3 separate regions of the Homo sapiens genome follow, and all the other regions are linked to region 3. Evidence: chromatin loops called from intact Hi-C (ENCODE). Cell type or tissue: PC-3. All regions are shown on one strand.

What was found. Hi-C counts contacts between places; a loop is a spot of excess contacts. Peaks named below come from ENCODE experiments on the same cell type or tissue, not always from the same donor. Only the 100,000 strongest peaks of a DNase experiment are listed, where the experiment ranks them.
Region 1: it touches region 3 in a loop (5-fold over the local background); 2 of 110 quality-filtered maps call a loop at or near these places.
Region 2: it touches region 3 in a loop (2.9-fold over the local background); 9 of 110 quality-filtered maps call a loop at or near these places.

The regions. Positions count from the first base shown.
Region 1 is chr1:115,373,174-115,381,173 of GRCh38, reverse strand. No RefSeq gene overlaps it. Among named protein-coding and RNA genes, the nearest start is that of NGF, 39 kb to the right of the region's middle. In PC-3, no CTCF peak of the experiment used is centred here; a DNase peak (open chromatin) is centred at 7,703; H3K4me3 peaks cover 730 bases; H3K27ac peaks cover 1,472 bases.
Region 2 is chr1:115,426,994-115,434,993 of GRCh38, reverse strand. No RefSeq gene overlaps it. Among named protein-coding and RNA genes, the nearest start is that of NGF, 93 kb to the right of the region's middle. RefSeq lists an enhancer at 2,887-3,387. In PC-3, no CTCF peak of the experiment used is centred here; DNase peaks (open chromatin) are centred at 4,053, 5,573 and 6,073; H3K27ac peaks cover 3,388 bases.
Region 3 is chr1:115,318,714-115,326,713 of GRCh38, reverse strand. The region is part of intron 1 of NGF (nerve growth factor); the gene reads left to right. All of the region lies in intron 1 of NGF-AS1 (NGF antisense RNA 1), which reads right to left. Among named protein-coding and RNA genes, the nearest start is that of NGF, 16 kb to the left of the region's middle. In PC-3, no CTCF peak of the experiment used is centred here; DNase peaks (open chromatin) are centred at 1,823, 3,163 and 6,183; H3K4me3 peaks cover 408 bases; H3K27ac peaks cover 3,665 bases.

The DNA of each region.
Region 1 (8,000 bases), 54 kb before region 3:
AGAGTTGCTTGAACCCGGGAGGTGGAGGTTGAAGTAAGCCTAGATTGCCCCATCGCACTCCAGCCTGGGCAACAAAAAGAGAAAAGAATTTCTAACTCACTTTCTGAGGCTAGCATTGCTCTGATACTAAAAGGAGGCAAAGACATTACAAGAGAATAAAACTATATAGATCAATATACTGCTTGAATATAGATGTCAAAATTCTTAACAAAAATTTTAGCAAATCCAATCCAGCAATGTATAAAATAGATAAGAAATTAAGACCAAGTTAGTTCTATCCCAGCAATGTCAGTTTGACTTAGCATTTAGAAATGATTAGTGTAACGCTCATCATATGAACAGACCAAAATAGAAAAAACTCTGTGATTATCTCAATAGATGCAGAAAAAGCATTTGATGAAATTCCACACCTATTCATGATAAAAGTTTTTAGCAGCATAGGAATAAAAGGGAATGGCTTCAATCTGCTAAAAGGTGTATAGGAAAAGCCTACAGCCTATAATACACCTAACAATGAAAACAGTAAAATATTGAATGCTTTCCTACTAAGAAAAAAAAAATGCTGTCCTAACACTTATTTCTATCTGACTGTGCTACACAATGATACAATACTAATATTCTGATCCTTTGCAATATAAGCTTGTGTGAGTATGACCCCAGACACAAATGGTTAGAACATTTAAGCCTAAATTGAGACTCCCTGACTTAACTCTCCCCTGGCCAACCAGGAAAAGACAATTCAGGTCTTTCTATGTGTAATAGATTTCTCTTTCTGAAAGCAGCTACTGAGGCAGAATTTGGGGTGCTAATACCTATGAAAGGAAGGGAGAGAAAGCAGGATTGGGGAGAAGGAGAAGTCAAGCCACATTATAGACCCAATTAAATCCTGGTCAACTCAACGAAGAACTCTGGAGCAAATACGGCCCAGCAGAGCAGACCAGGGTGGCTGAAATAACAGAGCTTTCATATTCCCGCCTCACTTAGTGAGTACCTGAGGGTAGTCCTAGGAAGGGCATGACCTTTAGCAGGGAAACTCTGCTGCTGAGGCAGCCCTAAGTTGCTGACAGCTAGAGGCTGCCAGATGACTACATCATGTGGCTGAGGAGAAGTTCTTCCCCGAAGTGGGGACCTCTCTTGAAGTGGGGTGCACCTCTGCATCCACAGCATTGTATACCCTCTTAGAATGCTTCCTCATGGCACTGCAATGTTACTAAATTATCCCCCACTCCTCCCAAGAGTTCATTTTTTTAAAGCTTATAACATATTATTTCGATGGACATTCGATACTTAAAAAAAGTGAAGTCTAGAAAGTATTGTCTTAAACAAAGGACTAATATCCAGAATCTACAAGGAACTCAAACAAATCATCAAGAAACAAACAATCCCATCAAAAAGTAGGCTAAGATTATGAATAGACAATTCTCAAAAGAAGATATACAAATGGCTAACAAGCATATGAAAAAATCCTCAACATCACTAATGATCAGTGAAATGCAAATCAAAACCACAATGTGATACCGCCTTACTCCTGCAAGAATGGCCATAATTTAAAAATCAAAAACTAATAGATGCTGGCATGGATGTGGTGAAAAGGGAATACCTTTATACTGTTGGTGGGAATGTAAACTAATACAACCACTATGGAAAACAGTGTGGGAATTCCTTAAAGACCTGAAAGTAGAACTACCATTTGATCCAACAATCCACTACTAGGTGTGTACCCAGAGGAAAAGAAGTCATATGAAAAAGATACTTGCACACCCATGTTGATAGCAGCACAATTGCAAAAATATGGAACCAGCCTAAGTGCCCATCAATCAACGAGTGGATAAATAAATTGTGGCATACACACACACACACACACACACACACACACACACACACACACCATGGAATACTACTCAGCCATAAAAAGGAATGAAATAATGGCATTTGCAGAAACCTGGATGGAGACCATTATTCTAAGTGAAGCAACTCAGGAATGGAAAACCAAATATTGTATGTTCTCACTCATAAGTGGGAGCTAAGCTATGAGGATGCAAAGGCATAAGAATGATACAATGAACTTTAGGGACTCAGGGGAAAGGGTGGGAGGCAGATGAGGGATAAAAGACTGCACATTAGATACAGTGTATACTGCTCAGGTGATGGGTGCACCAAGATCTCAGAAATCACCACTAAAAAACTTACTCATGTAACTAAACACCACCTGTTCTTCCAAAACTTATTGAAATAAAAAAAAGAAACTGCTGTCTTATGAAACTTGCTTTAATGATTTGAAACAAAAACCATTTAACATAATACCAATGTTTTACTTGTAACTAGGTGTTACAAAGAATAATAAACTCAGTTATCTTATCATTATCTTCCATTTACTCATCTAAAGTGCATAGTACACTCCTTCTATACACCAGGCACTCTAGTAACTACTGAAGATACAAAAACAAATACAATATGGTAAGAATGAGCAAATAATCTAAAAGACATGCTTCCTGTCCTCCACGAGTGTATAGTTTTCCATGTAAGGACAATAAGGAATTAAGCAACAATAAAGCAGTGTGCTGCCTGGACTTCGGGCAGACAGAAGAGAAGGTTTTGTGGCATTTGAGATGGTGCTCAGGACAAAATGTTGGATAGAAGAGGATGGAAGGACACCTTAGGCAGAGTTGGCAACATAAGCAAGGTCGGAAGCATGCGTAATCCAATTTGACTGTTGTGTAGGATAGGACTGACAGGATGAGGGAAAGGAGCATCAAAGGCTTGCTGGGATGGCTTGAGAGTGGTCTTGAACATCATGCTAAGGAGGCTTGATGGATCCCATGGAGGCTCTGGATAGACCAAGGCAAATCCATTCCTAGGACTGGACAGCTTGATGCATATGTCCTTCCAGGTTAACAGCATCCTTTTTTTTTTTTTTAATTTAAAAAAACCAAAACTGTCTTTGGTCCTTGTTTCAGGCCTTATCCCTACATATGTTTCAGGATTCTTGATTTGTTTTCTTTTCAAATCCATCATGTTCTTATTCTTCCATGTTATTTCTGTCTATGGCTTCTAAAAACATGCCCCTCATCCCTTTGTTAAGCAAGACAGGGATTTCAGGCCACATCAGTAATAGCAAAATCTTTAGCTACAACAGAAAACCATCATCTTACAACAGAATACCATCATCCAGTGGGCAGCAGACAAATATGCCCATCCCTTCATCTCGTCCTTCTCTTTTTACCAGTGCTGAAAAGAAGGGGTAGCATTGTCCCTGCATTTTATGCTCTCTGTAGGTTTTGTTTTCTCTTTCAAATTTCTGCTCTCCTTTCAACAAGACTAGATACAAATACTTTATTTTGACACAGTCCCTTAGAAATCAGGAGAAATTGAACAGATTCACTTAACTCAATCAATTTCTAGAAAATCTGTCTCTGAATAACACAGCCGATTTACACATGGTAAGTAAAACAGGAATTGGCAAATATTTTCTGAACTTGTAAAATGTTTTTAAGACACTCTGATGAGTCAGTGTTTAATCCCTTCCCCCATAAATAGAATGAAATATCTTTGCCATGTTTTCTTTTAAGTAAATATATTTTAAAACTGTGCCTACATAGTGTTCCAAATTTCTTTTCAGCTGTCTCTGTGAATGGACATAGCAGCTGGAATGAAGGAGAACACATCACACCTCAACTTCGAATTTCCTGCCTTTTGTTTTCTTGAATCATAGCCTTGATGTTGTTTAAATAGTGTGCTATGCATTTAATTTCCTTCTTCTCTTCACAAAGACCAAACAATTTTTAAAAACCACCCCGTCTTTCACAGCGGGTTATAAAAGTGTTCTTGAGTTGAAATTGAACTGGTCTCTTATTTAAACATATAAATATATATTTAGTCATTCTAACCCATTGTCATTTATTTTATTGGTTGACTACTTAAGCAGAAATGTATTTGTGCACATTTTATCCATGTCGTGTGTTTTACATTTAAAGATAACACCGCTGATAGTGGCTTCTAATTGTGTGCACAGATGGTTGAGCAAAGAACATGCACCTTCCAAGGTACATGTATGCAAAGTCTGTCCTTCACTGTTAGCAGACTGTGTTGTTTGTGACTCTCCTTCTTCTTCTCAGGTCCTCCCAGAAGAGCCAAAGATATGTAGAGTTAGAAGGGCATTTAGATATTATTAAGCCTGACTACCAGCTGAACCAGGCACCCAACATTCTCCAGCCTCTGCTTGCAACTTTCAGTGTTAAAACATTCAGCTCTTCAAAAAGGCAGCCCATTTCATTGTCAGTTATCTCTAATTATTAGAAAATGCTTCCTTTAATTGAGCCAAAGATTTCCTTCATCTAACTTCCACCTATTTGTAGTGCCCTTTAGACCTACACAGAATAAGTACAGAGGAGTCTTCTCACGTCTTCTCTTTTGTCTTCTCCAAATGAAGATTTATCATTTCCTTAAGGAGTTCCTCATTATCCTGATAACTGTGTCTGAACCCATATCAATTTGTCAATTTTCCCCTTTGATGTAGCTCCTGAAACTCCTGGTATGGCCTGACCAATGTAGTAATACAGAGAAAGCCACACCTCCCCCTTTCTTCTTTAATTCTTGTATAACTAACTTATACTTCAAAGCTTTTATATATTTTTCATATGTAGTTAAGTAATATTTATTACAGCTAGTGTTTGTCTATTTGAATATTGGATCTAAAATGTAGGACTTTGCAATTAAATCTCATCTTGCTTCCTGCTTCCTATTTGTCCAGAGTTATTTTTGCCAGTTCTATCAACAAACACTTTAGTTTTCCCTTCAAGCTTGGTTTCATCTGAAAAGCTGAAAAACATAGCCTTTATGTCTTCATTTAAGCCATGGATGAAAACATTGCATCGTGTTGGGCTCAATATGGAGCTTCTTGATCTGGTATCAAAGACTCCTACCTCTCTTAAGTTTGTATTAATTTATTAATCAACTTACCCCATTAATATTCCTTCAGCCACTCATCTCTGGCCAAATATCTGTCTTATTCAAAAATATATAAGAGAAATTTTATCAAATGGTTTAGTCAAATTATGCTAAATCAAAACAACACTTTCTTGACCTACAAATTAACAATCCAATCACAAGTGGATTAGATGTCCCTCCTAAGTGCTTCAATAGCAAACTATACTTATGCTTGTTACAGCAACTAATATGTTGCATTGTAATCATGTATTTATATATATTTTTGTGCCAATTAGATTTTAGGTTCTTTGGTGGCAAGGACTAACTCTTTTTTATTTACCTCTATATTCCTATTACTTACTGGTGGGTAGTAGATACTCAATAGATGCTGGTTAAGTGAATGAATAAATTAAGAGTGGGATAATGTAATAGAAGAAGTCATTTGGCAGGATAAGTTGAGTCTAAAGTGTCTGTACGTAAGTGGAGTAGATTTCCACCTTAGTAGGTTAGGTGAAATTAGGAGAAAGGGTTGCCTTGACAATACGGATTTTAGAATAATTAGGATAATAAGTGAAGTTAAAACCAAGACCATGAGTAGATTGCTTAGGGAGACAGTGTTGGGTGAAAATGAAAGGGAGGCAATAAGGCATATTGAATAAGGAGATGAAATTCTAGTGTGAAACTGCCTGAATATAAATAAGTTCTGCCACTTTCTTGGACAAGTAACAACCTCATGGGCTTCGTATTAGAAGAAGCTTCTGTCAAGATGTAGCAGGAGAAGCCTGATTTCAGTGGCCAGAGGACAGGCTAGGAGGTAAGCAAGTGGAGACAGCATGTATTGATGATTCTTGCAAAGGTTGACTGTTCAGGGAGAGAGGACAGAGGCTGAACATGGGAGGAGGTCAAGGAATTCCTTTGCTTGTTTGTAAGACAGACTTGATATGCACAGGGTTATAGGCTGGGGAGAAAGTAGTCATCTGAGAACAAAAGAATTTGGAATTACAGAATAGAAAGAAGATAATTAGGTAAGAACAAGACCCAAGAATAAACAGGAGGTAGGAAGAAGTCTCAAAAGGAAAAAAGAGAGACCTCTGTACCTCATCAGCCCATCATATCCTTGATAACAAAAGAAGTATGGTACTTATCTTTGTATAGCAGGTGGTTAATGAATGCTGAGGCCATTTTCTAGGGTGGGAAGAAAGGGAGATAGTATGGTATGCATAGCTGTAGGTAGGTGAGGGCAGCAAGCCAATGAGCTCTGTATGCTCTGTGGGATGAGCAATGATGACATCTGAGAAAGAAGACTCTAGGGTTGAGGGGTTGAGTAGTGAGCTTGAAAAGAACAGTTGAGGGGGTACCCAGAGGGAGCAGACCAGGGTCAGTTATGAGGATAATTGGTGGAAGCAAGACAGGGGTTGATTATTCAAAACGCAAACTGTGTTTATTGAGCAGCTACTATGTGCCAGGCACTGTTCTAGGTGAACAGTAAACATAGCAGTGAACAAAACAGAGATTTTCTCTGCCTTCGCAAAGCTCACATTTTAGTGGATGAGACAATCAAGTAAACAAATATGGATAATTTCAATAGTGTGTTATGAAGGAGGTTAGCAAGGTAACGTGACTAGACTAGACATTGACTAGAGGTGGAAGGGGATAGCATTTGCATGTACAGTAGTCAAAGAAACCCTCACTGAAAAAGTAACATTTGAGTTAAGCTGAAGGAAGAGCAGTGGGGTCCTGATTAATTCGCTCTCAAAAGAGAAGAAAGAAAGCCTTGATTTGTAGGTTTGCTGATTTTCATGGTGTAAAATTACAACAGCCAATTTCCAGGCACTAACATACATGACATTACTGAATGCAGAGCTGGGAAGAAAGGCACACATTTAGTCCTGGATCTAGATGAAGAGCAGGTCAAAAGACACTGCAGCAGGAAGGAGCTCAGGATGATTGGAAATGGGAAATAGGCTACTGGGGAGGGAAGAGTGTGGAGAGTCAGAGAGATTGGCAAATGCTAGATTTTCCAAGCTGGATGGTGTTTTAAATGAAATGCGATTAAATCTAATTTACATTGTTAAAAGATCATTCTCATTGTTATGAGGAGAATGAATATGGGCAATAATCGAAGCAGGTAGCCATTTAGGAGTTATTGAAGTTATCCAAGCAAGAATTAGAATGAGGAGGTGGGAAAGAAATGATGCGAATAAATTTGGGAACATATTTTGGAGGCAGAAAAGAGGAATTATTGGTGGATTGGACGTTACAATTTAAGGAAGGGATCACAAAAGAATAATTCCTAGGTTATTATCTTGACCAACTGGGAGATTCCTGATGTCATTTATTGAAATGTAGAAGAGTGGGGGAAAATAAGTTTGGGTTTTGAAACCAATTTGAGATGCATATTAGGCATTCAAGTGAAAATGTCAGGTAAGCATTTACATACATGAATCCAGAACTGAGGGAAAAGATATAGATTTCCAACTCATTTGCATAAAACATGACAGTTGAATGGCTGGACTTGTTGGAATTAAGTAGAGTGTGTTGGTAGAGTAGATTAATCCCTGAGGAGCTCAAGTATTTAGTGGTCAGCTAGAAAAGAAGTCAGCAAAGGAGACCAGACAGAATGAACAATGAAAAAAGAGAGAAATGGGTCATTGTGCTGTCACAGAAGCCTAGAGGAGAAAGTATTTCAAGAAGGAGGAAGTGGTCACTGTGTTGAATGTTGCTGAAAGGTCAAGTACCATGCAGACAGAGAAGTGCTCATGAGTGAAGCAACATGGAGGCCATGGATCATCTTGAGAAGAGACATTTCAGGCCCTGGTGATACAGAGTGAATCAGGGTGATATCATCAAGTCTGACATGGCAAAGCAGAAGCTTACTTAGACTGATCCATCCCAAAGGTCCTCTCTCCCCTGGAGAAGCTAGTAGAAGAGAGCAGGAGACTAACAGGCTCTCTCAGTCCACCCACTAAATAGCTGTGCAATTCTAGCAAGCCAAGAAACCTCTCTGGACTTTCATCTTCTCATCAGTAAAATTAGATGCTCTGAAATTCCATTTAATCATTTATTCATTCAGC
Region 2 (8,000 bases), 110 kb before region 3:
TTTTAATTAGAAGATGTCATTTTTCCATGGCAACCTATCTTGATGTCCCAAATAGAGAAACTGTAAAATCAGTTTCCCTATGAAGGGCCAAGCAGTTGGAATGGGAGGCTGCCCAACGAGTGCTGGTGCCCAGGCCTGGTGGCTCCACCCCTGGGTAGGGTCCCCTAAGCAGAAGAACACCACCAGGGTCTCCTGCTAATGTAGACCTGCACCATAGTAGCCTCAGCTGGAACCCTCTTGGCCTGAGTCCATAACACCCAGTTCTTGATGGTTGTTTGGGAGAATCTGCACTTTCTGACTGGCATGGGAACAAACCATGTGAGCCATGAACTATGGTGTCTCCAGGGCCAATAGCCCATAGGTAATAACTTACAGAAGCCAGAAAAACATTGATGGGAAGCAGTTGAAACCAGCCCAAACTCCATGGTGACCAAAGTTGAACTGACCTTCTCTCCCCAGCACCTCACCTCCTAAAGGAATGAGTAGCTTCAGGAAATGATGAAGGAAATAAAGAAATTACGTCCACTCTTTGCAAGTTAGCAATAAGGAAACAGTAGTTAAATCATTGGGCAAAAAGTGGTTGGTTTCTAAAATAACACCCTAAATTTTGTAATTCTGGTTTTTTTCTTTTATTTTTTAAAGGATTATTTGCATTCAGAAAGGCAGACCTAATGATAAATGAAAGTCACCCTGACCACAGAGATTATATTGATACATGTTTAAGTTAAATGGTAAAATGATGTGCTGAATCCTTCCACTACACTGATCAAAATGGAAGGGCGTCACAAGGAAACAAAGGGATCCCCTCATTCTGTGTGTACCCTGTCGAAAACCCACAAGGTGCTAGGCTCCAATAACAACAGCTAACTCTTGTTGACTGCTTATTATTTCCAGGAATTGTTCAAGTGATTTATATCTATTCATTACACACTCATCACAATTATAACAGCAGTAGTTTTCTCTGCTTGTTACATGCCAAGAGCAGTTCTAACTACTTTCATGTGTAATTAATTTCATATTCACTATCATCTTCCTAATTTGCAGATCAGGAAACAGGCATAGAGGGTTGGATAACGTTCTCAAGGTCACAGTCTGGAGATGAAACCAGGCAGTATTGGCTCCAGAGTCTGTGCCTGTAGCCTCTGTAAGTACTACTTCTTCCTTCTTCATGTAAGAAAGTTTCTGGAATTAGGGAAACATATTTGACATGCTAAGTGCATTCCCATCTCAGGACCTTTCGCTGGCCGTTCCCGTTGCTGGAGTGCGCTTTCCTAGGTCTCGGCTTGCCAGGCTCCTTGTCATCATTCATGTCTTGGCTCACTCATGCTTCTTGGAAATGCTTTCCCTGACCCCAAGTCAAAGCAGCCCTCTCTACTGGAAGCCCCAGCCTCTTCGGCCCATTTTTTAAAATTTTAGTTCCTTTGGAGTGCCTTTCACTGCCAGAAATTGCCCTGTTTCTTTATTTATTCTCCCCCCACTGACTAGAATGTAAGTTCCATGACTGGTGTAACTGTTCTACATCAGATAACGCCTGGCACAGAGTTCAGTGCTGTATTAGTCCATTTTTTCACTGCTGATAAAGGCATACCCAAGACTGGGAAGAAAAATAGGTTTAGTTGGACTTACAGTTCCACATGGCTGGGGAGGCCTCAGAATTATGGCAGGAGGCCAAAGGCACTTCTTACATGGTGGCAGCAAGAGAAAATGAGGAAGATGCAAAAGCAGAAACCCCTGATAAAACCATCAGATCTTGTGAGACTTATTCACTACCACGAGAACAGTATGGGGGAAACCGCCCTCATGATTCAAATTATCTCCCACTTGGTCCCTCCCACAACAGGTAGGAACTACAGGATTATAATTCAAGATGAAGTTTGGGTGAGTACATAGAGCCAAACCATATCAGGTGCTCGATAAATACTTGTTGAATGAACAAATGGAGCCTATTAGTAATGATTTTGTCTTGAGCACCAGTTATAATGATGATAACACAGCAGCAGCACCAATAGTACTAATTGGTACTATTAAGTGTTTATTATAAACCACATATTGTGCTAAATATGTGAAGTAGACACTGTTATTGCCCCATTTTGCAGAGGATGAAACTAAGACTTAGAGCAGGTACATGTTGCTGGTGTCACCATGAAGCCAAGAAGCCCTCAAGAACATATGTATATGCCAAAGTGTAGAGGATGAATTTACTGTTATTGAAGCAAAGGCCGCAGGCAATCCCTGCACACCACGGTGAGCCTCTGTGCCTCCTGGGGCTTCCATTTCCCTCTCAGAGGTAAGCAAGTGAAAACAACTAGCACCCGTGACTAGTGGGCAGTTGGAACTCAATAAATATATCTTTCCTTCCTCCATTCCTTGGTGCAACTCATCCAGTATTTATCCCCTCAAAACGTCCTGTGATCTCTGAATGTTTGAATTCCATAGCCTCAAATTATGCCCCAAACTATAGGTCACCTGTGGCCAGATGGCTCGGTCTTTGGTGTCATTAGAGAAAGGATGACTGAAAAGTACGAGGGAAAAGCAAAGACCAGGACAAAGATTTCAAGGAGGGAAATAGAAACAGAGTGTGTGGGAGGAGAGGATGTTGCAAGAAGCAAGAAGGATATAGCAGGAAGAGCCTCAGCTGAGGAAAAAACAGTGCTGTCCACAGAGGTCATGGAGGACTCCACGTGGAAGGGAGTGCCTGGGAAGGGTGTGGCATTAACTGGCTGACGTTGCTGCAAGCCTGCAGGGCTCTTGTCCTCGATGGGACACTTAGGAGCAGATCGGGGACTTGAGTACAGTGCATCCAGCAGAGCAGTGGCCCAGCTGCACCTGGCAGGAAAGCCCTGCCCTGGAGCACCAAGGAGCACAAGGGTGAGGAGGCTGCGGAGCCCTGGTCAGGAGCCGGGGTGCCCAGTATTGGTGTCTGGTCCTGCCCTCATGCCCCTGACGCCACACTCAGCTGCTTTTCAGCTCAGGGAACACCTATCAGGCCCCTCTATTTCAGGAGACTTTCCTGGGTGATGAAAGCGTGAAGTAATAGCCAGCATTGGAGGTCGGTGGGCTAATCAGGTTTGAGGGTTTACTTATTTCACAGAATGACTGTGGTAAATGCACAGATTTCTGTTTTCTATAGGAGGGAGATATGGAGAAAACTAAGCATCACTTATGAAGCGCAGGTCCCTTCTCCCTTCAGGCACAGAACACTTGAGACAGCCAACATTCTCGCGAAGCACCGCCATGGGAGGGTGAATGGCACACATAGCGGAGGGTCTGTACAGGTCAGTGGTGACGGGCCCTCCCAAGGGCTCTGCTGCAGCGGGCTTCAGTCTGCACTTTGACAAGATCTCCATCTCAGGTAATCCCTGTGCACATTCAAGTCTGAGAAGCGCTGAGCTAAAACATTACCACTTTTCAAAAGCACTTTTTGAAACCCCAGGCAGAAAAGTCCTCAGATTTTCACTCACATACACACAGAGATCTCCACGCGCTTGATAACCATCATTCAGTCATGCTTGGGGTTCTTATGAAGGAGAATACATCTAATTATGCTCAGGCTAAACTTCAGTGTTCCCTAAAATCCTAATCTCAATCTTTCTCTCTTTACTTCTTCTTTTGAATTTAATTTAATGTTTAATTTTTGTGGTTCCATAGCAGGACTATTCTCTTTACTTCTATCTCTACCTCTTTTGAGATGTTGGAGACTCTCTCACTCCAGGAGTTCTCAATCCTGGGTAAGTTAAGAGAATAGAGCAGTTAGAGGTATAGGCTTTGGAATCAGAAAATCTGGGTTTTAGTCTTGGCTCTGTTTCCTCTTGGCTGTATGAAGGTAAGAAACTCATACTCTCTGGCCTTAGTCTTCTCACATGTGGAATGAAGCTAGTAGAAACACCTACTTCATGAGGTTATAGTGAGAATTCAATTAAAAAGGTACACAAAGTGCTTTCACGATGTAAGCATCCAATAGCTGGCCACTGTTGCTGTCATGAAGATGGTGCAAGACCTCAACGCTGTCGCCTTGCTCTTTCATCCCAGGAGTATGTGCTGCCTTACTCATCTGTCGGTGACTCATCATGTGTCCTTGGAAACCCAACTTAACAACCAATTAATCTTCTAACAATGCACACTATGACAGGAGACATTTATTGGTTAATCTGGATGAAACATATTAATGAAATTTTATGGCCATCCCCGATGTAAAAGATTTTTTAAAGACTCATTTCAAATTTCTCGTGTTGAGCTGATTTAGGATTTTATTTTATATTTATTTACAAGAGTATTTACTTTGTGGCAGTCAGTGGGTGAGACACTGGGCTTGCAAAGGTGAGCAAGATATGGCCCTTATTCTCAGGCAGAACACAGGGTAATGGGGAACAGGCATATAGACAAGGAACTGGAATAGCTTAGAACATTTGTGCTGGTGGAAGCATGACAAGTTTGCAGGGCAGACATAGGAGAGGGCCTAAGTCAGAACTGGGGAATAGGCAGGGAAGGGGGTTTTTGAAGACGGAACTAAATTTTAAGGTAGGACAGACAAAAAGGAAAAGAAAGTGTGTCTGGAAAGAGGGAATAGAGGCATAAAGAGAGAAAGAGAGAGGAGAGAGAGAGAAAGAGAGAGGGAAGGAGTGTGTATGTGTGTGTGTGTAACTTACAATAATGTGGTTTTGCTGGTTAGTGGATGAAAGACAGAAGTCACATCATAAAGGGGTTTAGATTTCACACACAAGAGTTTAGTCTGTAGCCAGTGAGTGGCTACTGGAAAATTTAAGCCCGGGGAGTTGTGGGGTGAAATTTGAGTTTCTGCAGGATCCTTCCAGGGATTGTGTGAGAAATGGAGAGTGGAGTGGACTGGAGACAGCTATAGCAGAGAATGGAGAAAGAGAATGGGAGGGGAGAAACAAGGCAGAACAGAGGGATAGTCACAAGACAGAAATGAATCAGCCTCGGTGATTGCTGGATATGGAGGTAAGAGAAAGTAAAGTGTTAAGGATGATTCTTGGTGTGTCAGAGAGGCCCAGCAAGCAGCTGATTGTGTGAGTGCAGCAGATTTTGATCTTTGCTTCCACAACAACTGTTATACTCTGAATGTTTGTGCCCCTACCCCCTCCCAAATTATATGTTGATATCTTACCCCCAAGGTAATGGTATTAGGGGTGGGGCCTTTGGGGGTGATCATGAGGCAGAGACTTCACTAATGGAATGAGTGCCCCTATAAAAATATTGCAGAGAACTAGCTAGCCCCTTCCATCATGTGAGGGCACAGTGAGCAGATGTCCATCTATGAAGGAAGTGGGCCCTCACCAGACACCAAATCTGCAGGCACTGTGAGCAATGAAATTCTGTTGCCTGTAAGCTACCCAGTCTGCAGTATTTTATTATAGCAACCTGCATGGACCAAGACAACAATCATCTCCCATATGACACTTTCCTTCTGCTTGAACCCCAAAGTATTCCATTAAAAGCAGAGATCACTTGATATTAGAAGGGTATAGACCCAACTCCAATGGATGACTTATGACTGGTCTAAATGACCTGTGCTAATCTCATTCCTTTTGGCCACTTCGTCACATTGTGGGCAAGTGACTCATCTGTTCCAGCTAATGAAGAATAAAGAGGGACTTTTGCCCATTTCCCCTTCTTCTTGCATGGAAGGGAGACATAACTTCCATATCCAACATATCTCCTTGCAACAGCCTACTTGTGACCACGAGCCAAGAGTGAGAGAAGGAAGTCAGTACACTAGGATGCTGGAGCACAAAGGGAGAACCTAGTCCCTGATGGCATCTTTGAGCACCTGAATAAATGCTACCATCTACTGCCTCAGAACTTCCTGTTAAGTAAGATAAAAATGGTTTGTTAGGTTAGACATTTGCTTTTTAAAGGATGGGATATATGAGGCTAATAAATAGCTCCAAAAGTAAGGGCTCAGACACAATAGACACATTGCTTGTTCTTGAGTGGCTGAGGCTGGATGTTACAGGTCACAGGTGGTGGAAAGCTCAGGGACACAGCCAATGGAGGCCCTGCTCTTCATAACACATGGCTCCCAAAGTCATCTTGGGCATAGAGTCACAGTTAGTCAGAGGGGGATGAGGATAGAGCTACTCTTTTGGGAGGTTTTACGGGCCAAACATATGACTCCCATTCACATTCCATTGGAAGAACTGGCCACATCTAACTGCAAGGCAAGCTGGGAAATGTATGGTAACCAGGAAACCATATTCCAGCTTCTATGAAAGGATGAATTTTGGTGAACAACTAGCAGTCTCTGTCACACACCTGTAAATTGAGTTTTATTTTTCTTATTTGCAGCTGAAAGAATTTGTCACTGATCCAATGGGTCTGGAGATAGGAGAGGCATTTTGGTGGGTTATACAGAGTTTTTCTTTGACTGTGGTATCTACATTTTTCAAAACGTATCATATGTGATAGGTAAATCCAAGGAAGTGGATGACTTCACTTAGGAAGAATGTAGAGAGTGAGAAGAGATACAGAGATAGAGCCCTTTGAAGTGTTCACTGACCCATCTAATGCAGAATCATTCCTCCTTATTGCTGGTGAAAAGAGCAGTTCAGACATCTCAGTGGCCTATAGAGACCTCCCTTGGGTTGAGTAGCCTCATGACTCAGATGTAAGAATAACTCTATAGACCATGGTTGCCCAGATATTTCTGTTTTGGGTGGATTCTGAATATAAAATTCCAGCAGCGCTATCTTTGCCTCTGTTTTCATTCTTTAAGGTACTAACTTTGACAAATAGCTGAAAAAAGTCTTGAGTGTGTAGTGTGTTCAACTTCTTTCCTTTCCTGGTGAAGATATCATATGTGGACACCTAGCAACCTGGATCCTGAAATAATGTGGAAAATGCCCCAGGGGCTGTTCTGTTCTTTCCTCTTTCTTATCCTCTGTCCTATGGCTTCATATTTGGAAACTCTAACTTTTCTGGGTTTAACTACATAAAGCCACAATAGAAGCAACAATAAAGGCATTCACTGGAACTTTCCTCCACCAGAATCTACCTTGAGATTTGAATTTTCTTGAAAGGGCATCTCCATTAGACTGTGGTTTTTCCTGATAACTTAAGCCATTCTAAGGGGTAAATACGGATGACCCCACGATCTGAGCTGACACACCTTGTGGGCCTCATGATTTGTAGTGTATGCAGTCATGGGTAGACATCAGATGTCCTCCACCTGACTGGCCAGTGATGTCCTCCAACACTCTCCCCTCAAAGATCCCAATCACAGGAGCTAAGCAGGAAGAGAACATTCAACTGTGGGTTGGTCTGAAAACTTAGGGATGTAGGCACTTGTTAGCCAGAGCCTTATCTATTTATAATTCAAATAAATTCCACCAGGGCAGAGACCATATTATATACATTTAATTTTACTCTCCCACTCTGCCATACTATATATTTAAAAATAATGATAATTACCAGAGATGGAGTTCTTACTTTAAGCCAGGTACCATGCTATGTGTTTTACCTGAGTTCCTCATTTAATCCTCATAAAACTGTATTAGATAGGTAGTACTATTTTCATCATTTTATAGATGATGAAACTGAGACTAAAGGAATTAAGTAGCTACCTGAATAGCAGAGTTTAAAAATAATCAAGCCAAGATCCAAGCCCAGCAGCTTAATCCTTACAATAAGAATTAAGGTAGATTACCCTTACCTTAGATCACCTCCCCTTAATCCTTGTTGTAAAGGTTAAAGATCTATGTAGAGCGACTGAAGCCAAGCACAAGAAACAGCTACTATCTTTATGTCATTGCTCCTTCTGAACAGATGCAAGTCATGTGATTTTCTTATACGATCACATGGGTGGGCTGTCTTCCATCTTGTGTGATGATGAGAAAGCTATGCAAAAATTTCTTTGTTAGGAAACGTAGGGGTTTTGTGACATGGTAACAACTAAAGGCTTGGTGAACAGGCAATATCTGAGGAACATGGCCCAGAGAAATAAAAGGTCCCACCCAGTAGTCAACCTCCTGGCCGGCTAAGTT
Region 3 (8,000 bases):
TCCTCCTGGTCCATTCCAAACGCAGTAGCAGATGTAGATGCACTCACATAAACTTGAGCAGAGATGAGGTATTCCTGCCATGGTCAGAATGGAGGTCTGTGCCAGGCATTGAGCGGAACCTTGTGAGGCAGAGGCCAAGAACACCACAGAAAAAGCATGAATGTGGAAACAGGCTTTCCAAGGTTCCAGTCCCAGGAGTCGTGCTTAAAGTGCATGTGATGGAAAGCGAGTTGCTATAGTGCCCTCATTTTCAGTTTCTTCGGCTATAAAGTGGTATCAGTACCACTTATTTCTTAAAGATTAACCAAGGTGGCTTTTGCTCAATCGTTTGGTTGTCTAAAACTTGGATATAGTACCTTATAGTAGTTCAGTACCATTGCCACCACCATTGAACACAAACGAATGCCTGAGGAGCTCCCCAACTACTCAGTCTAAGGCAGATGTAACAACAGTGCCAGGACACCTCAGGAATACACATGTCCCTGTCTCTTCTCCTAATGTCCCTTCTCCCTCATTAGTCCTCCTCCCTGGCCTCGTTTGCTGGCTTCTCCTTATTCTCTGAACCTCTAAATATGGTGTGCCCTAGAGCTCAGCTTTCCTTTCTAGATCGCCCTCTTCCTGGATGATCTCATCCTCCCCAGGCATGAGCTACGATCTACGACTTCCGGATGTTCATTTCCAGCCTGGATCTCTCCCCTGGGCCCCAGACTCTTATATTCTACTGGCATGTCTACTTGGATGTCTAAAGGACATCTCAAATTTAGAATTTTTTTTAACCCCCAAGCTACTTTTCTCCTAGTCTTCTCTACTTTAGATAATGACATAATTATTCCCACAGAGTAATCTAGAAACCATACTTGATTCTGCCTTCCCTCTCACCTTTTATATCCAATTCACCAGCAAGTTTGTTGGCTTCACCCTCAAAATGTAGTCAGAATCCAATCACTTCTTATAGTCCACTGCTCCCTCTTTAATCTGGGCCAGGGTCACCTCTCATCTAGACCTCTTCCTGCATCTCCTGCCTCTGCTGTTGTTTTTCTTTTAGGCCAACAGCAGCCAGAGTGCCCTTTAAAAATGTAAATTGCAATGGTTTTTCCCAGCTCTGAGCCTCCCATGGATTTCCATTATATGTAGAATGAAATTATCTTGCCATGGCTTTTGTTCAGTGGTTCTTAAATGAAGGTGATTTTTCTCCTAGGGGACATTTGGCAATATCTGTGACCACCTCATTTCTGTGGTCATAAAGGGGGTGGTGGAGGCTTCAGGGGTGTTACTGGCAGCCAGTAACAACATGCACAAAACAACATGCACAGCAAAACAACATGCACAGGACAAGCACCTGCAACAAAAAAATCATCTGACCCAAAATGTTGATAGTTCTGGGGTGGAGGAAATCTGCCTTATACGATCTGGACCCTGACTGTCTCCAGCATCTTAATCGCTCCTCCCGTTGTGGTTGTGTGGTGACCACACTGACCTTTTTGCAATGTCTTCAACATGCCAACCTTGTTACTGTCCTGGGGCCTTCGCACTCACTGTTTGCTCTATTTGGGACACTCCTACCCACAGATCTTCACATGGTTAGCTTCTGATCGACATTTTTAGGTCTGCTATCACCTCTTGATCATTCTAATCTAAATATCTATCCTACCCCCACCAAGTCCTGCCACTCTATTCCCCCATCCTGCCTTACTTATTTTTTAATACTTAATTTTATGATTTGTTTTCTTATTTTATTATCTGTCTCCTCCACAAGAACATATGAATGAGGGCAGGAACTTTGCTGTGTTTATTGAGGGACCCATTCATCATGTAGTAGGAGCTCTATAAGTCTTTGTCAAATGAGTAATTCAACAAATAATTGACAAGGATAGCACAGACACAGCCTATGACAGAATGTTAGGAGAAGAGATCAGCGGGATCTAGCATTTCAGGGAATGCTTTCTGGCGTAGACCAGCCATGGGCTGCCCTGTGAGTTTCCGGAGTACCCCACTCCTCCAGATGAGCTAGCCCTAAAATGGAGAAGGGCTTCCTCTCAAGCATATATGCACCCACAGTAGCCCTCTTGTAGAGACAGCTGTGGATTTTAATCTGTGATAGGACAGAGACCCAAGCTGAAGGGCTCAGGGGTCCAGGCTCTGATGGAAGAGAGGAATCAGGAAAGAAAGTGAGTAGGAGAGAAGCAGGGCCAGGAAAGAGAAGCCGAAGCTCAGGTTGGCTCAGGTCAGGAATGGAGCCCAGTATAGAGGGAAGGGAGGGGCCAGGGAAGGACAGCTCCAGAAGAAAATCTCTAGGTTGGCTCATCCTGGGGTGAAGAGCCAATTGAGGAAGCTATGAACTGGAAGGCAGATAAGGGACAAAATCAAACCTTTCATGTAGCCTGGCAGAGACTGAGTCCTGTTTAGACATAGTGACCCATATAGAGCCGGTACCACATGAGAAACATGACATTATGACACACACAGTTAGTTCCAGGACAGTCTTGATTCCAAATGCTCTGACCCGTCATCAAACATTGATCTTGTCCTTCAGTTTTAGAAAATCATGACAGTAACACCACATGTAACAGTGCTTAGCAATGCCAGGTGATGGGTGGGTGTTCACCTCCATCCAGGTGAGCCCCTTGTACCATCTCAAAATAATGATGTTGATGTCCAGTTCTTAAGGGAGATGAAGCGAGCAGGGCAGGTCATAGATCATATTTCCAAGGTCCCGGGATTCCAGGTTATACAAATTCTGGGGTTTGCAGATCACACAGTCTCCCACAGGAGAGGGATGCCTGGTGGCATGTACACAGCTCTGGCCATCCTGTCACTGTTTCCAAGAGAAAGGGTATGGTCAGGGTCTGTGCCCTCAGGGCCACCTCAGGACACTTACTCATAACTCTGGTTCGTTTTGCTGCCTGGATCCTTCTGAGGAGATGACTACATGTGATTAGCTGGCCAACACCTCATTTTATTAGTCTGTTTTAAAGTTTTAAAGTAACACACCTAAGATGCAGGCAGCTTACTCCAACCTAGCAAAAATGTCATTATGAAAATTTACAAGGTCTACAGAGTGATATAATGGTGATGAAATTCAGATGTGTCAAATTACCCTCATGTTTAATTTAGCCTGACTCAGTCCATAGAAATATGGATTTTCCCACAGATGTAGTCTCATAGCTGCCTGGGCACTGTGTGCTTTGCAGGGCTGAGGCTATGATAAGGTTGCCTGTCCCACAGCCTCAGAAGTCATAAAACAGCCTGTGCTGACCATCCCTTCCTGCTTCCTTAGAGAGCTGCTGACAGGCCACTTTGTCTTTTCATTCACAAAACCCATCTGCCAACTGGTCTTTGGGATCCCCTTCCATCATTAGGTCCTCTTCTTGGTGGACACAGATTTGGTACTCTCAAACTTCTGCTCCATTGAAGCATGATCTCTGGATCTTCATTCCTACTAAGAAATACAGGGCTGATGAAGGCTCAGACCCATACTCATCCCAGGGGCAGATTCTAAGCAGCTGTCAAGTTCTCTCAGTTAGAAAGGTAATAAATGCCACTCAGCAACAATGGAACAAGCAAAAGCCTGGCCCTGGTCCTTCCTTCTTGCTAGCAATGTGACTTTCAATAACTTGTACAAACTCCCTCTGATTCTCAGCTTCCTGAATTGTAAAACCAGAATAATAATAATACTCCCTTATAAAGTAGTGATTGTAAAAAGAGAACATATGTAACACTTAGCACTGTGTTTGGCACATAAAAGCTGTTCAACAAATGGTAGCTATCCTCATTATATTATTAAAATCTTGGGAAGTAAGATTTCAGACATCAGTCAATGACTCATGGAAATGTTTTAGAGCTTGAGGTCTTTGCAAAGTGAGAGGGCAGGAGAGTGGAGTCCCATGCAAGGAATGCAGAAGGTCGTCGCCATGGCATCATGGTGACTGACCACTCATTTGTGGGCTAAGCCCCATTAAGCCAGCTGCAAAATGGGGGTAATAAAAATGTTGCTATAATTATTAAATATAGCAATGCTTATAAAATGGTTAACATAGTTCCGGGCACACAAGCCTCAAAAACTTTAGAGTTGTTGTTATCACAACCAGTCTTCCCTTGCTAGCTCCTCTGTCATCTCTTTACGCTGGTCAAGCCACTATTTAGACAGGTCCAACCTGGGTTCCTAAGGCACTATTTCACAATTTAGGGGGGGACAGTGCAGCCCCCACCCTAAAGGTCTCTTAGTGTCAGAGGGCATTTATAGCCTCCAAAAATCACTCCCACAGATTTCTGGGGCCCACTCCTTGTAGCCTCCAGGTGGCTTTGTCACATGTAAAGGCAATGTCATGCTATGCACAGAAAGGGAACAGCCCCTTTCCTTTCTTACCATGGGCCTGGAGTTGGTCCCACCTGGCTGTCACCCTACATTCCTGGGATGGTCATGAAAGCAAGGGATTTGTACCCCCTGAAAGGAATTTATTCAGCACCATCAAAGAGCAAGGCGCCCAGACTTAGCTTTTGCCATGGGCCCTGCCAGAAAGTGCTGGGCAGGGACAGAAAAGAAATTCCAGAGACAAGGTTTCTCTAGTGTCCTTGGACTTGGGGAGAAGCAAATTGTAGGGTTGTCTCATTTATGATCAAAGGTACCAAAACTTTATAAAATGCCGTGAGGATATTTTGTCTGTGTTCCTAAGCAAACAGAAAAATGGAGAAACATTTTGGGTCCACCAAAATTGGTAGTTAGGATGAACTCTTACTGCAAGGGCCACGTCTATCTCAAGCTAATTCTGCAGCAAGTATGACTGCGTCCTCACTGTGTGCATGCACTACTCTGGGCTTTTGGGGGCTGTAAGAACATTTAAGACTTACACCTGCCCATAAGGGGCTTGCCATCTGTTTGGTGCTTCTTATTTCAGTTTTAATTACAAGGAAGACTTTAGCCTTTTGGGAAAAGAATCACTAGGATGAATCTAATACTACAGAGCTGGCTGTCAGGCAGATTCTTTTATGACCCTGTGGCCTTGGACATGAAAAGGAAATGAAAACATTTTATTATAAGGTTTCTTCTCCCCTCCTGCATGCTCTATCATCTGCCCTTGGCTATGACACACACACACACACACACACACACACACACACACACACACACACACACACATCCCATACACACATCATGCAAAAGTGGAGCCATTTCTGAGGCAACGGCAAACATTAAAGAACTGCAGTCCTTTCGGACTCAAAAATCCATAGAATCCTAGTGTTGAAAGAATAATGGGAAATAATTCAGTCCTTTTGTTTATAATAAATGCAAAAAAAGAAGGAAAAAAACCCAAAAAGCTGGTGGATGAAGTTCCTTGATTAAAAATCACAGTGTTAGTAACAGCCCACCCAGCCCAGGGCTCAGTTCATTTCTTCCTTCCATTCTTTCATCAACTATTTATGAAGCACCAACATCATACCAGGAGCTGTGCTAGCCACTGGTGATACAACAGTGGAAAAAACCATACATAGTTCTCTCCCTCCTGACGGGGCTTACAGACTAGCCAGGAAGATAATCAGTCAGCACACAAAGAAATGGCCATTTCCACGTGCTAAGTGTCATGAAGGAGAGTTCCACGTGCTGGTCCATACTGCATCTTAGTGGGCAGAGCAGGCTTCCTGGAAGAAGGGATGATTCATCTGAGGTCTGAAAAGTGGGCAGGAGAAGGAGAGGAAGGATGCTCCAAAGATAAAGAGAGGTCCTCCAGAAAATGTCTCACATAGTGGCGGACTGCAGCCAGCTCACACAGGCTCACCCCTGCTCCACCGTAAGCTTCTCTTCCCAACTCCACTCCCAGTGAGGCCACACTTCTAACCTGGAATTGGCCACACTACGGATAATCACACAGCAGAAAGTAGCAGATGCTCCAAATTAGGGCTTCCACCTCCTTCTGCTTTGTAGAGCCATTTTTTACCAACACTTCATGGGCTTCATATACAGTGGTCACCCCCTTAGCTGTGGTTTCACTTTCCAAAGTTTCAGTTACCTGGGATCAGTTGTGGTCCGAAAATATTAAATGGTAAATTTCAGAAATAAAGAGTTTATGTTTTAAATTGTGCGCCATTCTGAATAGTGTGATGATATATTGCGCCATCCCACTTTTTCTGCCCGGAACGTGAATCATCCCTTTGTCTGCTCTCTAGGCTACCTGCCCCTTAGTCACTTAGTAGCCTGCTTGGTTGTCAGATTGACTGTCACTCATTACCCACTTAGTCGCTGGTTTGGTTATCAGATGGACTGTTTCAGTATGGCAGTGCTTGTATTCAAGTAGACCTTATTTTACTTGATAATGGCCCCAAAGCACAAGAGTAGGGATGCTGGCATTTTCTTATAATTGTTCTATTTTATTGTTATTGTTTTTTATCTCTTACTGTGCCTAATGTATAAATTAAATTTTATCATAGGTTATGTAGGTTTGGGGAAAAAAACATAGTGTATATAGGATTTGGCACTATTTACACTGGGGGTCTTGGAACATATCCCCTGTGGGTAAAGAGCAACTATTGTATTCCACCTGTTTTCAGGCTGAGGGTGACACAAACACTGCCCTTTAAGCCACCAAAGGCCTGGTCCTTCTCCTGCAAAAACTCTACCAAATGCCTATTCCCAGAAAGGCACTGTCAACAAGTGACTTGGACCTTGGGGCTGTTTATTTCAGACCCTGGGCCATCTGGATTCTCCCAGGATCCAGAACGTCCGCATGAGTTAATACCAGGCAGCTAAGAAAGAGCCTGTTCTTGTGGTCTTCGCCACCCCCTTGCCATCTAATGATATTTATCAACCACCCACGCCTGCCCAGTGCTGTATAAGACACTTGGCCAGGCAGATCTCAAGTCAGGCTTTGACCCCTCAGGAATTCAGGGCCTGGCTGAGGCTGCTAGGCTGACATTGTTCTTCCTTAATATAAGGAAAAACTCAGGCCACTGGGGGCACAAGAACGAGGGCTGGGTGCCCAGCTGAGGGCATGGTTTAGGAGATGGTACTGCTGCAATTTTTTGTTTGTTTCTAGGCACCAGAAATGCCAGGTGAGTAGGGGTCAGAGTTCATACTATGTATGATTTTGTCAAGTTTTAAAAACAACTGATGCTACCACCCTTGTACCCGCACTACCATTCCACTTCTCCAAAGAAATTTGCCAAAAGAAAAGGTGAGTTTTGAGTTCTACTAAGTCTGTTAGGAAGCAAGGATGAGCAGCCATCCCAGAGGCGAGGGTTTTGCAGTAGCAGTGTCTTTGTTTCCAAACTGTGTGTGTACAGGTGTGTACATGAGTATGTGTGTGTGCGAGTACATGTACACATGTGTGTGTGCTTATGTGTGTATGAGCATGTGTTTGTGGGTGTGTGTCTGCAGTGCATACAGAATGTGGAGAGCAACAGTGTCTGTGCAGTGGTGCAGGGTGCGAAGGAAGCAGCCAGACAAGGCTATGAGATGGAGAATCTTGAAGAAGAAGGCCAGTCACCGGGTCTGGTTAAGAAAAGAAACCAGGCATCCTGGATGGACAGAATTCCCTTCTCTCTGGTCATCTCTCAGCTCCAGAAGGGAGTGAGTGACTCTCATTCTTGGCCCATGCTGGAGAAGACACTGTGGAACGCAACCACTTACTATGCTGACCTTTAGTCAGACTTAAATGCTGAATAAGACCTGTATGTCTCCCCACCAGGACGCTAGTGAGAGCCAGGCAGGAACATACAGAGTTTGAATCTGGGGAGTCCCATGAAGCCATTCAACAGCATCTGTCCATAGCCCTGCTGTAAGCTACACTTGGGCCAACAGTGTGTCTCCAGGAAGCTTCCACCCAAAAGCAAGAATGAGAAGTGATTTGGGTGGCATTGCCAGCTATTGATGGCTAGTCTTGAATTCATTCTGATTGTCAGCTGCATGTTTGGGAGTGGGGAGCAGGTAGGAGTGGGCTCAGGGGAAATGCTCTCGGAAGGGCTTACTGTTGGGAGAGTAGGGACAAGCAGGTGGGCTGCCAGGGAGG